Regions from separate parts of the Homo sapiens genome. Here region 1 is linked to region 2. Evidence: read pairs that join two places in POLR2A ChIA-PET (ENCODE). Cell type or tissue: PC-9. All regions are shown on one strand. Each heading gives the region's core, and the rest is flanking DNA. Links, peaks and the distances in the headings are about the cores only. Region 1 has its middle 18 kb from the start of DEK. Region 2 has its middle 40 kb from the start of RNF144B.

Region 1 (7,160 bases), core at 1,652-4,151, 64 kb after region 2:
TTACTTATTATTTATTTATTTATTTTTGAGACATGTTGCCCAAGTGAGTCTGTTGCCCAAGGTGGAGTGCAGTGGCGCGATCTCAGCTCACTGCAACTTCTGCCTCCCAGGTTCAAGTGATTCTCGTGCCTCAGACTCCTGAGTAGCTGGGAGTACAGGCATGCGCCATCACACCCAGCTTATTTTTTTTTTTTTTTTTTTTGTATTTTTAGTAGAGATAGAGTCTCACTCTATTGGCCAGGCTGTTCTCAAACTCCTGGCCTCAAGTGATCTGCCCACCTCTGCCTCCCAAAGTGCTGGAATTACAGGCATAAGTCACCACACCCGCTCATCAATTTTTTAAAAATTTTGTAGATACAAGGTCTCACTATGTTGCCCAAGCCAGTCTCGAACTCCTGAGCTCAAGGGATCCTCCTCCCACCTCGGCCTCCCATAATACTGAGATTACAGCTGTGAGACACTGTGCCTGGCCCATAAGCCTATTTATAAATTTAAATTGATATAAAAACAATTTTAAATGTAATACTCTCCAAATACTCTTACCTCTTTCTGCTCACATGGTTTCCCAGAAAATATTTAAATGATGATAAAGTATGCTAATGGAGAATATGACTTTTTTTTTTTTTTCCTGAGACAGAGTCTTACACTGTCGCCCAGGCTGGAGGGCAGTGGCACGATCTCAGCTCACTGCAACCTCCACCTCCCAGGTTGAAGTGATTCTCCTGCCTCAGCCTCCCGAGTAGCTGAGATTACAGGTGTGTGCCACCATGCCTGGCTAATTTTTGTATTTTTAATAGAGGAGGGTTTCACTATGTTGGCCAGCCTGGTCTTGAACTCCTGACCTCATGATCCACCCACCTTGGCCTCCCAAAGTGCTGGGATTACAGGTATGAGCCACTATGCCTGGCTGAGAGTATGACTTTAGAAGAAAACAAATCATGACTAATTAAATATTATGGGGGAAAGTATTGTTAAAAGCAGTTGCTTGACTTTTTTTCCGTGTGTGTGTGTGTGTGTGTGTGTATGTGTGTGTGTGTGTGTGTGTGAAAAGCAAGGTCTTGCTATGTTGCCCAGGCTGGTCTCAAACTCCATGCCTCAAGCGATCCTCCCGCCTCTGCCTCCCTAAGTGGCGGGATTACAGGTGTGAGCCACCATACCTGGCTAGCTTGAAAATTTAAAGCAAGATTTCATGAGGCATTAATTACGCACTCTCCAAAAAAGGGGACAAAGGTGGGAAGGGGCACACATTCTGTCAACGTTCCCAAGCTGCAGACCAGGAAGCTGACCCCTGCCAAGAGAATGGCTGAGGGCCAGTTGCTTTCTGTACTAGGCCCAAAGTAGAGCCTTTCAAAGTGTTTACAAAGGTTTTCTATGAACCTCCTAATTCAGAGAATAGCCTTTGCCTTTCGGGATATGGAAACAAATGCATTGGAAGAATGGTAGTGAAAGAGAAAGAGAGCCCTCTCCAGATGCAAGGCTTTCTCCTAGGGTAGAAGTGTTAAGATTCCATTGTAATGAGGCAATTGTTCACCTCTTCATGTAAGAAATAACATAGGCCATAATAAATAACAAAGCATAATAAATAACAAAGGCCAAAAGAAGCAGATTAAAATGTATAAATTCTGGCCAAGCCTGTAATCCCAGCACTCTGGGAGGCCAAGGCGGGCTGATCACCTGAGGTCAGGAGTTCAAGACCAGCCTGGACAACATGGTAAAACCCTGACTCTACTAAAAACACAAAAAAATTAGCCAGGCATGGCACCTGTAATCCTGGCTACTTGGGAGTCTGAGGCAGGAGAATCGCTTGAACCTGGGAGGCAGAGGTTGCAGTGAGCCGAGACTGTACCATTGCACTCCAGCCTGGGCAATAAGAATGAAACTCCATCTAAAAAAAAAAAAAAAAAAAAAAAAAAAAAAATATATATATATATATATATATATATATATATATAAAAATTCATGGAACTGAAGGTAAAATTTGTACTACTGCTAAATTGTTAGATTTGTCTCAGATTAATAAATATTTTGTATAGAACAATGACTCTTGAACCCTACCAGACTAATGTTCATTTTTAAAACAAATATTTTGTGAGCTACCCCTTTTATATCTTGAAGTGAAATAGAAAATATAGCCAAATACATACATACTTTAAAAACAAAACAATTCAACCTCCTGATTATAACATAAAGGAGACATAAAGTAAATTCTAATAAAGTAGTATACATTTTAATTTACATAAAGTAAATTCTAATAAAGTAGTACACATTTTAATTTATAACTGCTCTGGCAGGATGATGACACTAAAAGACAGAACTCCTAAAAAGCCTCGAATAAAAAGTTATCGTGCAGTAAAGAATCACCTGCAAAGTGCAGTGGCTCATGTCTATAATTCCAGCACTTTGGGAGGCCAAGGTGGGCGGATCACTTGAGGTCAGGAGTTTGAGACCACCCTGGCCAATATGGCAAAACCCCATCTCTACTAAAAATACAAAAATTAGCCGGGTGTGGTGGTATGAGCCTGTAGTCCCAACTACTCCAGAGGCTGAGGCAGGAGAATGGCTTGAACCTGGGAGGTAGAGGTTGCTGTGAGCTGAGATCACACCACTGCACTACAGCTGGGTGACAGAGCAAGACTCTGTTTAAAAAAAAAAAAAAAAAATGCAATGGAGAGTGTGCAAATTTATCATATTATAGATGTCTTGTAAATCACCAAAAGTTTATGAAATTATTTTTTTAAATGTATGTTTAAAGACATCTTGATTATTAAGGATTCATTCTGCTTTGGAACACATTTTTTATTTTTTAACCATTCAACATTTATTATGTCCTACTATGTGCTATCCCTGGGGATACAGAGATGAAAAAAAAAAAAAACCATGCTTCCTACTCTCAAGGAGCTCACAGTCTAATGAGGGAGACTGACAAATAATTAGACAATGACAATACAGTGCACTAAGTGCTGTGATTGAGGGAAATTTTGAGGTAACACCTGAATTATCTTGAAGTTCATGTATGAGATATAAAAACACACCTTTTTGCTATTATTTTCTAGGCTTGTGTATATGCATGTAAATTCATAGTAAAACATCTGGAAGGATCACACCAAACTAAACATTTCTATTCCACAAGTATTTCCTAAATGTGTCAAGTGCTTTTCTAGGCATTTGGGATATATCACCAAACATAACAGACCAAGATCTCTGCCCTAGTTGCAAAGTCTTTTCAGAATTAGGAAATAGCTCAGATATCTTTTTTTTTTTTTTTTTTTTTTAGAAGGAGTCTTGCTTTGTTGCCCAGGCTGGAGTGCAGTGGTACGATCTTGGCTCGCGGCAACCTCAGCCTCCCAGGTTCAAGCGATTCTCCTGCCTCAGCCTCCTGAGTAGCGGGGACTACAGGCACGTGCCACCACACCCGACTAATTTTTGTATTTTTAGTAGAGACTGGGTTTCACCATGTTAGCCAGGATGATCAGGAGATCTCGTGATCCACCCACCTTGACCTCCCAAAGTGCTGGGATTATAGGCGTGAGCCACCACGCCTGGCCAGATATCTTAAAATGAGTATATAATCATCTATAGACTCACTCCACAGCTTGTATCTATTAGGGAAGCAATGTGGAATGTTAGAAGGGTATGCAACCTTGATCAAGATGCTCCCTTCTCTGAATCACAGATCTGTATAAAGGGAATAATAATGGCTACTTCTTAGGTCCGTAAAGATATTTTCTTAATGTAGGTAAAGTACCTCAATAAATGGTAGTAAATTGTGGTACTAGCAAGAATATCTCTCTAAATGTTCTCTCAAGATTGAATTCAATCCTTTCAGTGCCTATATATGAGGACAAATTATTTTACAACTAGTGAGAGTAGATCTTCAAGACAGATGATCTTGAAAGACAAAAGCATCAAGAAGTAGGACTTCCAGGCCAGGTGTGGTGGGTTGTGCCTGTAATCCCAGCACTTCAGGAGGCCAAGGCCGGAGGAATGCCTGAGCCCAGGAGTTCGAGGCTGCAGTGAACTATGATTGTGCCACTGCACTCCAGTCTGGGTAACAGAGCAAGACACTGTCTCTTAAATAAAAAGAAGAAGAAAGAAGAAGAAGAAAGGAGGAAGGAGGAAGAGGAAGAAGAGGAAGAGGAGGAGGAAGAGGAGGGAGAGGACGAAGACAAGGAAGATGAAGAAAAGTAGGAAGAAGAAGAACGAAGAAGAAGGAGAAAGAAGAAGAAAAGAAGAAGAAGAACAACAACAAAAAACTAGTACTACTACTGCCAGGAGAAGCTTTAATTAATAAGATTTTGAGGCTGGACACAGTGGCTCACACCTATCATCCCAGCACTTTGGGAGGCCAAGGCAGGTGAATTGCTTGAGCTCAGGGCTTTGAGACCAGCCTGGGAGCCTGGACCAGTGTGGACTTGGCTGGCTGAATATGTTTGCTCCCGGCCAAAATGGCAAAACTCAGTCTCTACAAAAAAAAAAAAAAAAAATAGCCAGGCATGGTGGTGCACACTTGTGGTACCAGCTACTCAGGAGGCTGAAGTAGAAGGATTGCTTGAGCCCAGGAGGTCAAGGCTGCAGTGAACCTAGATGGCGTCACTGCACTCCAGCCTGGGTGACAGAGCGAGACCCTGTCTCAGGAAAAAAAAAAAAAAAAAAAAAAGAAAAGGAAATAGAATTTTGAGAGCTAGAACCTCCAGTGATAGTTTCCATTAGTTCATATGAAAATCTCCGGGATAGGGTGTGAAAGCTAACCATTCCTGAATGATTGGCTGATTTATTAAGTCATGCTCTTCACACACCCATGACCTTACTCCTTCCTCTCTCTACACTCAGCTCTCTTAGTGTACTACTCTTTTCTTGTGTCAGTCAGTTGAAGTAGTTCCATTCAATATAATGAAAAACCTAGGATGCTGCTATAGAGTAGTTCACTGCCTTTGTAAATGACCTACATTGCCTTTAATGCCATGCTTTTTTTAAATTTTTATTTTAAAAAAAATTAATTGTAGACACAGGTCTTGCCATCTTTCCCAAGCTGTCTCCAACTCCCAGGCTCAAGCAATTCTCCCGCCTCAGCCTCCCGAAGTGCTGGGATTACAGTTGTGAGCCACTGCTCCCAGCCTAATGCCACACTCTGAGTTTTGTTGAATATCTAGCTGAGATTTGCAACCACTTTGCTGTCACTGCTACATTATTAAATTCATATATAAATTCATTTCAAATGAACAAAATTCTCATTACTACAAGAATTGGAAAGAATATAAAATTCAATGTCTATTCTCAGTTTGGATTATACTTATGAGCACTTCGGTATTCATCTGTAGAAAGAAATGATTAAAATCTAGATGACTTTTAAAGTGCCTTCTAATTTTAATACTCTATAACGCTATTACTTCTACATAGCTGAATCATTGGTAAGTTATCATAGCTCAATGAAATAAGGCAATTTGTAGTGTAGGCTGCACTAAGGCTATGCTCTCCGTGGCCAAAGTTATTTCTTAGAATACTGAGCTAAAAATGTAACTGCATTCTGCAACCTATGCAAACATGTTCTAACTGATGGGAGGGGAAAAAAATTCAATTCAGAGTGCCAACAATTCCTCTGTGAGTTAGCGTGGCAGGGATAGCGTAGGGTCAGTGAAGCATCAAGTTACAGACCAAATTAAAGGTCTGGAGAAGAGTGGCAGAGTCTAATCATCCATCGTCTGAGGTTGCCAAAACTGGATCTACCACCCTTACTCACTCACAAAGGACCGTTCTATGGAGGCTAAGCATACAGACTTTGGGCTTCAAACATCTTTTTTTAAAAAAAGGTCTTCTCGTTCCAAATAGATCTTTATGAAATTATTTCCTTGAAGCTCTCAGTTCTGTCATTTTAAAATTTCCATCAAAAAGTAATCAAAACCTAATGCTTACAGTGTTCTGCCACAAATAAAAAATTATTGTGGGTTTTTGTTCCTATTAAAAACATATGCAACATATACATATTTATAGAAGTCCCAGAACCAGTGTACACACGTCCACAAAAACCTTAGGAAAATAATGTTAATAGTTTTGCCTAAACCAATAAATTTTATATTGTGCTCTGTCCATGACTACCCTTACTAAGCTAACACTTTGCAAAGGTCAGCAAGCAATGAATATTTCTGCATATTTTGTGGCATAGGTTGCAAACATTAGATCTATAGGGATGAATTAAGGTCACTTTTAAAATTCAGACAGTATTTTCTGGACTTGGTTGACCGAATCATGCGCATCTGCACTATTTTTCCTGGGGGAAAGTTAATTTTAGAAAGGAGAAAAAGTTTGCCAGGAAAACAATCACATTGGCTCAATCTCTAGACAGTGATTCTTTTCTTAAAAGTTCAAAATGCTTTACAGACAGCCTCCTGCTTGTCCTTAATATCCTTGAAAGCGGGTATGGAATATCATCCCTATTTCATAACAGGCATCTGGTTTCATAAAAAGAAATGTAAGCTTTAATGTTATAACTACTTAAGGGTACTTTAAAAAATTGGTCCTTCACCTCAATTTTTCAAAAGACAGAAAATAAAAATCTTTATTTTCCCTGGTAGTTACCTTCTGATAGTTGGATAAGTACTTATAATGGTTCAGGTACATATATGAATATATGAAAAGTAGCAGACATGCATCGATGACAAAGTTCAAGATGGAGAAACATTTAGTATTTCTGTAAATATGATATAATTTACAGACTCTCTTAATCAATTCAGGATAGAAGAACTTGGTTCAAATAATTAGGAGTGAAAACAGGATCTAAATTAATTAATATGATCACTGTTCCTTCTAGTTCCTAGAGATAATAGTCCATTTGAGTCTTTAGCCTTAAAGTAAGAAAAATGTAAAAATGTCAATGGGCTGCATTCCATCATCGACAAAAAGTCAAGGGAGCAGTGAAGGAAGATTTTCTGATTCTCTGGAGAATGGGCCTCAGCCCCTTCTAATTGTCAGGGTACTTGTGAAGGAATTCTTATATTTTAAAAATTGATATTTAAAAGCTGTTTAACCAGGTCTCCTAGAAGTATGCATTTCCCCCAATGTTATATCAGAGTTTCAAATGAATGTTAACTCTCCCTTTCCAAAATTGCTGTCTCGGACAAGGCGCTATGGCTCACTCCTGTAATCCCAGAACTTTGGGAGGCCGA
Region 2 (7,160 bases), core at 2,393-4,892:
GCAGGATGCTTCCCTTTTCAATGATTCGTGGGGAATCTGTAGAATGTTGAAGATGTGGGGGAACTCAACAGTTACTTCCTTGTTTCTGATCAAAGCAATTGGGTGGTTTTGGAGGGAAAAACCCAAATCCAGACTTAAGCATGTTGAATTTTAGATAAAATGTATAGTGTAAATGTCTAGTAGGCTTTTTGACACCAAGTCTGTAAAAATACTGATTTAGAAGTAGTCTGCTTATTTATGGTTATTGAAGCCATAAATGTGATTTAATCTATGAGAGTAATACAAGTTTGAGGTGAAGAAAGCTTAGAACCTATCCTCTTAGGAACAATAATGAAAAAAGAAGAAAGAAATAGAAAAGAATTTCTGGTTTTTTGAGATGGGGTTTTGCTCTGTCGCCCAGGCTGGAATGCAATGGCATGAAAATGGCTCACTGCCAGCCTCCACTTCCCAGGCTTAAGCAATCCTCCCACCTCAGCCCTCAGAGTAGGTGGGACTACAGGCACATGCCACCACACTGGCTAATTTGTTTTGTAGAGACAGGGCCTCCCTATGCTGGCCAGGCTGGTTTCAAGCAGTCCACCCGCCTTGGCCTCCCGAAGTGCTAGGATTACAGGCATGAGCCACCGTGCCCAGCCCCAAAAAAGCATTTTTTAAAGGAATGGCCAGAGCAGTAAGAGGAAAAGCAAGTGAGCAAGTGGGTGTCATACATGAAAGCCAAGTGAAGAGAAAGCTCCAAGAGGAAAAAAGAGGACCACAGAGTGGAACAGTGGTGAAAGTTCAAGAAAGAACAGACCAAAAGGGTCCATTGGATTAGGAATGTTAGAGGTCAACACTGACAAGAGAAGTTTCAAGAAGTGGAAGAGATGAACACCAGCTTGGAAAGTGCTGAAAAGTGATCTGGAGATAAGAAAATGAAGATGACTAGTAGGCAACATGGTCAAGAAATTTGATTCTAAAGATGAAGAAATCAATGGGAACCTAGAGAGGGACGTGGAAATAAATGAATACTCTTTTTAATGAATATTTAAGAGCAAAATAAAAGGCAGAGAGAGAGAGAAGATACTTGAGAGAGCTGGGATAAATTACAGTACGAGGACATTGAAAAAGAGGGAACGGATTGGACCGTGAGTCCAAGAGTACAATTCTCATGACTTAACCTAAGGAACAATATTCCTGAGGTAAAAGACTCACAGGTGAGACTTTGTAGTGGGGCACACACTCCTGTTTTCACTTTCTCTAAGTGTTTTCATTAGGAGAGTGATGAAAAACCCTGGGATATTTGTAAATACTGTTGTCATACTTATCATGGGAGCTGCTGAGAATGAGTCTAATCTGGAGCTGTGGTGTAATGAGGAACATATTTGGTCTATGTCCCCAGGTCCTGGCACAGAACTCCAAACACTTTTGGAATTTTTTGAATAGTTACAGGAGCATATAAGCTCCTAGGTAGCTTCAGGATGGGGGCTGGTGGCCAGAAAGACCAAGCCTTATGTCTCAGAAAACCACCCCCCACCCCCAATCCCAGGCAAACTGGAACAACTGGTCACACTAAATCTGGCTCAAAATGTAGCTCCTTTGAAATTAAGAGAGGCTGTGTCCACCTTAAGTTCTAAGTCTTAGAGTTTTCCCCTTACTGAGTAAAGCAGTAATCCTTTTTATTCCTTTCATGGAACCAGTAAGAGGCAGTGCTAATGACACAATTCATTTGTTCTATTTCCAATCTCATTTTCTAAGAACCTGGAATGTCATGCAGTACATGTCCAGCTTATTGATGTGTTGAAATTTTTTGCCTTTTTAGGAAACTTAAGTTGTTATCCAGTGCAAAGTACAAAACATAATTGAATTTGCAATGGCAAGAAAATATTTTATTCAGCCCTTAATCATTCAAAATTTTGTCTGTTTTGCAAACTGGATAGACTCCAAAGGAATAAATTATATGAGATGCATGAACACTCAAACATGAAAACAATTGTGTATTTTAATTAGAGTAGACAACATTAGATATATACCTGTGGTTAGGCTACTAATAATAATGATTGTTGAAGGACAGGGAGGAACCAGAGCAATTTAAATAAAAGAACAGAATTAAATTGATAGAGTGCAAAACAAGATGATCTTATAGCAAACTGCACCACAAATTAGCAATCTCGAAAGGAGAAAATGTTATGTACGAAAGTTGGTGCTTTTCACGAGTTACATTTAAAACCTTTCAGAAGTAGTTGTTACTGTAAAATATTAATGAAGTGAGTTCCCCCCCATTCTTTCTCCACAGCCATAGACACATACAGTTCTGCAAACTCTCACACACATCACCAGTCATTTGAAATGATTTGGGTCTTCTTAATAGGAAATCATGCCAACATATCAAAGACACTGAAGCGAAGGGTGAATGTCCATACTGCTGGAGCACATGGTAAGACTTCAGCGCCTGGGCCGCTTCCCAAGTTCTGCCCCTCACAGTGTGCCCCACCACAGCCTACCCTCCGGCTCCTTTCCATTTCATCTGCCTTTCCCCATTAATACCATGAGCTAGTGCTATTCATGAATATGAGACATTGATCCATAAATCACAATCTTTATAGTATGCATTCTAAAATAAAATTAAAGGTTAGTATTCTAAGACTTTGAAAAAAGGGTTGCAACTAACAGAACCTATAAAACACTCTAGGGAAGGGAGAAATCACTGTCAAGTAGACAGAATTGATAGCCTGGGAAATCAGGTTGGGTTTTTATCCCCCACTGATTCTCCCCAGCTACCCGTGCATTAAATGTGCTCAGGGAAAATAAAAATCTAAAAGCCACCCTTGTTCTGCCTCAATCCAGCTCACCTACAGGTCAAATTTAAAGGCACATTTATTTAGCCTCCAGCTCTCTGCTGCTAAGCTCATTGTAATTTCCGCTGATTACTTTGAGAAGTACCTTTCAATTTGGTGGAGGGAGGGAAGTGTGGAAGGCTGGAGTTCCACTTATTTCCTCAGAAGTAAAGCCAGAGAGTGCAGCCTTCAGGGACAGTGTCATTATCTGGATGCTTTCTGAGTCTCAGAATCTGCTGATATCCACATTATCATTCCAATCTCAAAAATTACTTCAGGCCGGGCGCTGTGGCTCACGCCTGTAATCCCAGCACTTTGGGAGGCTGAGGCCGGCGGATCACGAGGTCAGGAGATCCAGACCATCCTGGCTAACATGGTGAAACCCCATCTCTACTAAAAATACAAAAAATTAGCCGGGCGTGGTGGTGGGCGCCTGTAGTCCCAGCTATTCGGGAGGCTGAGGCAGGAGAATGGCGTGAACCCAGAAGGTGGAGCTTGCAGTGAGCCAAGATCGTGCCACTGCACTCCACCCTGGGTGACAGAGAGGACTCCATCTCAGAAGAAAAAAAAAAAAAGAACAGTGTCTTAAGATAGGAGGGGTTTCTCTTTCATATTAAAAAAATTTTGGCGAGGCCCAGTGACTCATGCTTGTAACTCCAACCCTTTAACAAGCCAAGGCAGGAGAGTCACTTGAGCTCAGGAATTTGAGACCATCCTGAGCCACATAGCAACACCCCATCTCTACACAAAAAAATACAAAAATTAGCTGGGCATGGTGTTGTGTGCCTGTAGTACTAGCTACTAGGGAGGCTGAGGTAGGAGGATCGGTTGAGCCCAGGAGTTCAAGGCTGCAGTGAGCTATTATTGCACCACTACACTTCAGCAGCCCAGGCAATAGAGTAGACCTTGTATCAAAAAATAAATAAATAAAGCTTTTAAATAAATAAACTTTTCAAGTCTGCACACAATCATGCATGCCTTGCAGTTGCTTGAGTCACTCAGGATTTGAGCTTATTCTGTCTTCCTGCTCTGTGATCTCACGTCAGGCTTCTATTTTCAATATCACTTCACGGTCCAAGATGCCTGCTAGAATCCCAGCCATTACATCTGAGACCAGCAGAAAGAGGAAAGGAGAAAGAAACAAAATGTCTACCCTTTCTTAAAGGGCCAAGTTCAATAGCCTTTCTGGAGCTTCCCACAACACTTTGACTTACATCAGCTTGACCGCAAAGGAGGCTGAGTATAGCCTTTAACTAAGCTAATGTTCTGTTGCTAAAGGAAAAGTTGAAAATGGAATTTGGAAAGGCAACTAGTAGTCCTTGCCACAGATTAAGAAATCAGCAGCTGGGCACGGTGGCTCACCCCTGTAATCCCAGCACTTTGGGAAGCTGAGGCGGGCAGATCACCTGAGATCAGGAGTTTGAGACCAGCCTGGCCAACACAGCAAAACACCGTCTCTACTAAAAATACAAAAATTAGCTGGGTGTGGTGGCAGGCACCTGTAATCCCAGCTACTCAGGAGGCTGAGGTAGAAGAATCGCTTGAACCCAGGAGGCGGAGCTTGCAGTGAGCCGAGATCGTGCCACTGCACTCCAGCCTGGGAGTCAGAGTGAGACTCCATCAGAGAGAAAGAAAAGAAAAGAAATCAGCAACATAGTTCAGGCTCTCTCCATTTAAACTTTCTCTCTGTGACTTGAATCAACCTCATTTTTTTATGTTGTCCCAAGTTGTTACCGGCCTTAGATGATGAGTGTATGACATTAAACACAAAAAACTCGACACCATTACCTTCTGCCATGGCTGAATAAGCTAAAGACATTTAACCACATTTACTGGTGGGATCTGTTGTCCAAGAGGTCATAACAAACTTAGCTTCAGAAACTGGACTTATGATGCAGGGATATGCATTCAGTGCACAACAGTCATTCATTCCCTTTCTGGCCAGGTATGCATCAAGCCAGGAGGTCTCTTAAATAATCCTAAGCTAAAAACAGGGACGGAGATTCTTCTACCTCATACTGAGGGGCAGGTACGCAAAGAAGTAGTCACTGTTGCAATATGAATCACCCAATTTTCTTACATATATTTGACCCTGAGGTCATTCTTATAGATTCTCAGTGGTCAAGCAGCTAAAGTAAGATGCTTTTCAATAACAGGCAGAGCCATGTTGCATAAAAAGTAGGTTACTACAAACTTCCTATTTAATGTCACATAACCTCTTATACAGCTTGCCCTGAAACTCTTCTCACTTCCTTCATACCCACTGGGTACCCAGTGGTCTTATGCTGCCCATAGCCGAGAATCCTCAGTCATAGCATTCCCATTGCAAAGTGGCTGCTTTCCAAGTCCCCATCCCCAGATGCCTGTGTCTTAGACTGTCCTAGAGGGGTCAGACTTCTGCCTCATGGCAATAATGGTAGTGTCAGTAAGGCAAACCAAAGAACATAACCAGGCCAGGCACAGTGGCTCACACCTGTAGTCCTAGTGCTTTAGGAGGCTGAGGCAGGAAGACCACTTGGGCCCAAGGGTTCAATACCAGCCTGTGCAACATAGTGAGACCCCGTCTCCACACAAAAACAAAAACCAAAATTAGCCAGGCATGGTGATGTACTCCTGTAGTCCTAGCTACTTGGGAGGCTAGCAGGGGAAGGATCACTTGAGCCCAGAAGTTTGAGGCTGCATCCCAGCCTCAGTGACAAAGCAAGACCCTGTCTCAAAAAAAAAAAAAAAAAAAAACAAACATAACTAATGATTGCCCTTTCTTGTTAATGTTTTGCAAAAATGTGTATCTATCCGAGACTCCTTTGAGGAGTGTTATGGACCTGATGGTGTTCCCCCAAAATTCACATGTTAAAGTCCTAACCCCTAGCACCTCAAAATGTGACTGTATTTGAAGATATTGTCTTTAAAGAGGTAGTCGGTACCCCTGATATGATGTGAGGAGAAAGACACTCTGCTGCAGTATTCCTTCTAAAATCCTAGCACCCCAATCTAATCATGAGAAAAACATCCAACAAATTCCAAATCCCAATGGAAGGGCAGTCTAAAAATACTCTGAAAGTACTCCCCAAAATTAAAACGTCATCAAAGACAAGAAAAGTCTGAAAAACTTAGCCAAGATCAGCCTAAGGAAGGATGATGACTAAATAGAGTATGGTATCCTGGATGGGATCCTAGAACAGAAAAATGATATCAGGTAAAAACTAATGCCAAATCCCCCTCTCCGAGAAACACCCAAGAATGATCAATAAATACTAAAAAAATTTAAAAAAAAAAGAAAATAAATGCAATAAATGTTCTTAATCTTAAAAAAAACTAACGAAGTGTGAATAAATCATGTACTTCAATTAAAAACTATTAAGCATACCAGAGGTAGTGGGTAATACTGAGAACAGGGGAGGCCATGAATGTGTGGGGACAGGGAGTATATGGAATATCCCATATGCTTTCCTCTCAATTTTGCTGTGAACCTAAAACTGCTCTGAATAAGTAGTCTTTAAAATGAAAAAAAAAAAAAATCCTTGTTGTTTTTGTTTGTTTGTTTGTTTTTAGCTCTGTCACCCAGGCTGGAGTGCGGTGGTGCAGTCAAAGTTCACTGCAGCCTCGACCTCCTGGGCTCAAGTGATCCTCCTGCCTCAGCCTCCCAAGTAACTGGGACCACAGCTGTGCACCGCCATGCCTGGCTTTTTTTATTTTTTTATTTTTTTTTAGAGATGGGGTTTTGCATGTTGCTCAGGCCAGTCTCAAACTTCTGGACTGAAGCAATCCTCCACCTTCAGCCTCCCATAGTACTGGGATTATGGTTGTGAGCCACGGTACCCAGCCTGAAAAAAAGTTATAATAATTCATAGACAGATGTACCGAATAGGATTTCAACAAGACTCTTTCTTCACCATTTGCAAAGACTCTCACAAACTGCTGAAGTCCAGGCTGGCTGAAAAGCAGCTTGAGGAAGCATGTTCATGCATCTGGGAACAAGGGGAGTTCACTGGAGTGCACATGCCAGAATGGAAATGAGCCCCCTGCTGTTATCTGAGGCAATTTGTAGTGGGTCTCAATGCTAAAATTAAAGTACACCCCACAAGAAGGGAGGTCACCTGAAGGCAGCCAATGGGCCACCCCTTTAGGGATATTCTCTTGATAAATTCACCTCTGCCCAGGGTCGGCTCTCAGCCTCACAAGCTCAGCAATGACTTCATCAGTGTCTTGACGTTAATCAAACTCATGGATGCTGACTCACACTAATAGAAATGAGTATGATATAGAAAAACAGGATGCCACATCATCAGGCAAACCCAACATGCTAGGCTTGCTGGAGTGGGGTCTGAGAGTCTCCATTTCTAACAA

The links. Peaks named below come from ENCODE experiments on the same cell type or tissue, not always from the same donor. Only the 100,000 strongest peaks of a DNase experiment are listed, where the experiment ranks them.
Region 1: POLR2A ChIA-PET joins it to region 2 with 7 read pairs; 3 of 35 experiments call an interaction of 5 or more read pairs at or near these places.

The regions. Positions count from the first base shown.
Region 1 is chr6:18,278,757-18,285,916 of GRCh38, reverse strand. No RefSeq gene overlaps it. Among named protein-coding and RNA genes, the nearest start is that of DEK, 18 kb to the right of the region's middle. In PC-9, for the core only: no CTCF peak of the experiment used is centred there; no DNase peak of the experiment used is centred there.
Region 2 is chr6:18,343,794-18,350,953 of GRCh38, reverse strand. No RefSeq gene overlaps it. Among named protein-coding and RNA genes, the nearest start is that of RNF144B, 40 kb to the left of the region's middle. In PC-9, for the core only: no CTCF peak of the experiment used is centred there; a DNase peak (open chromatin) is centred at 3,483.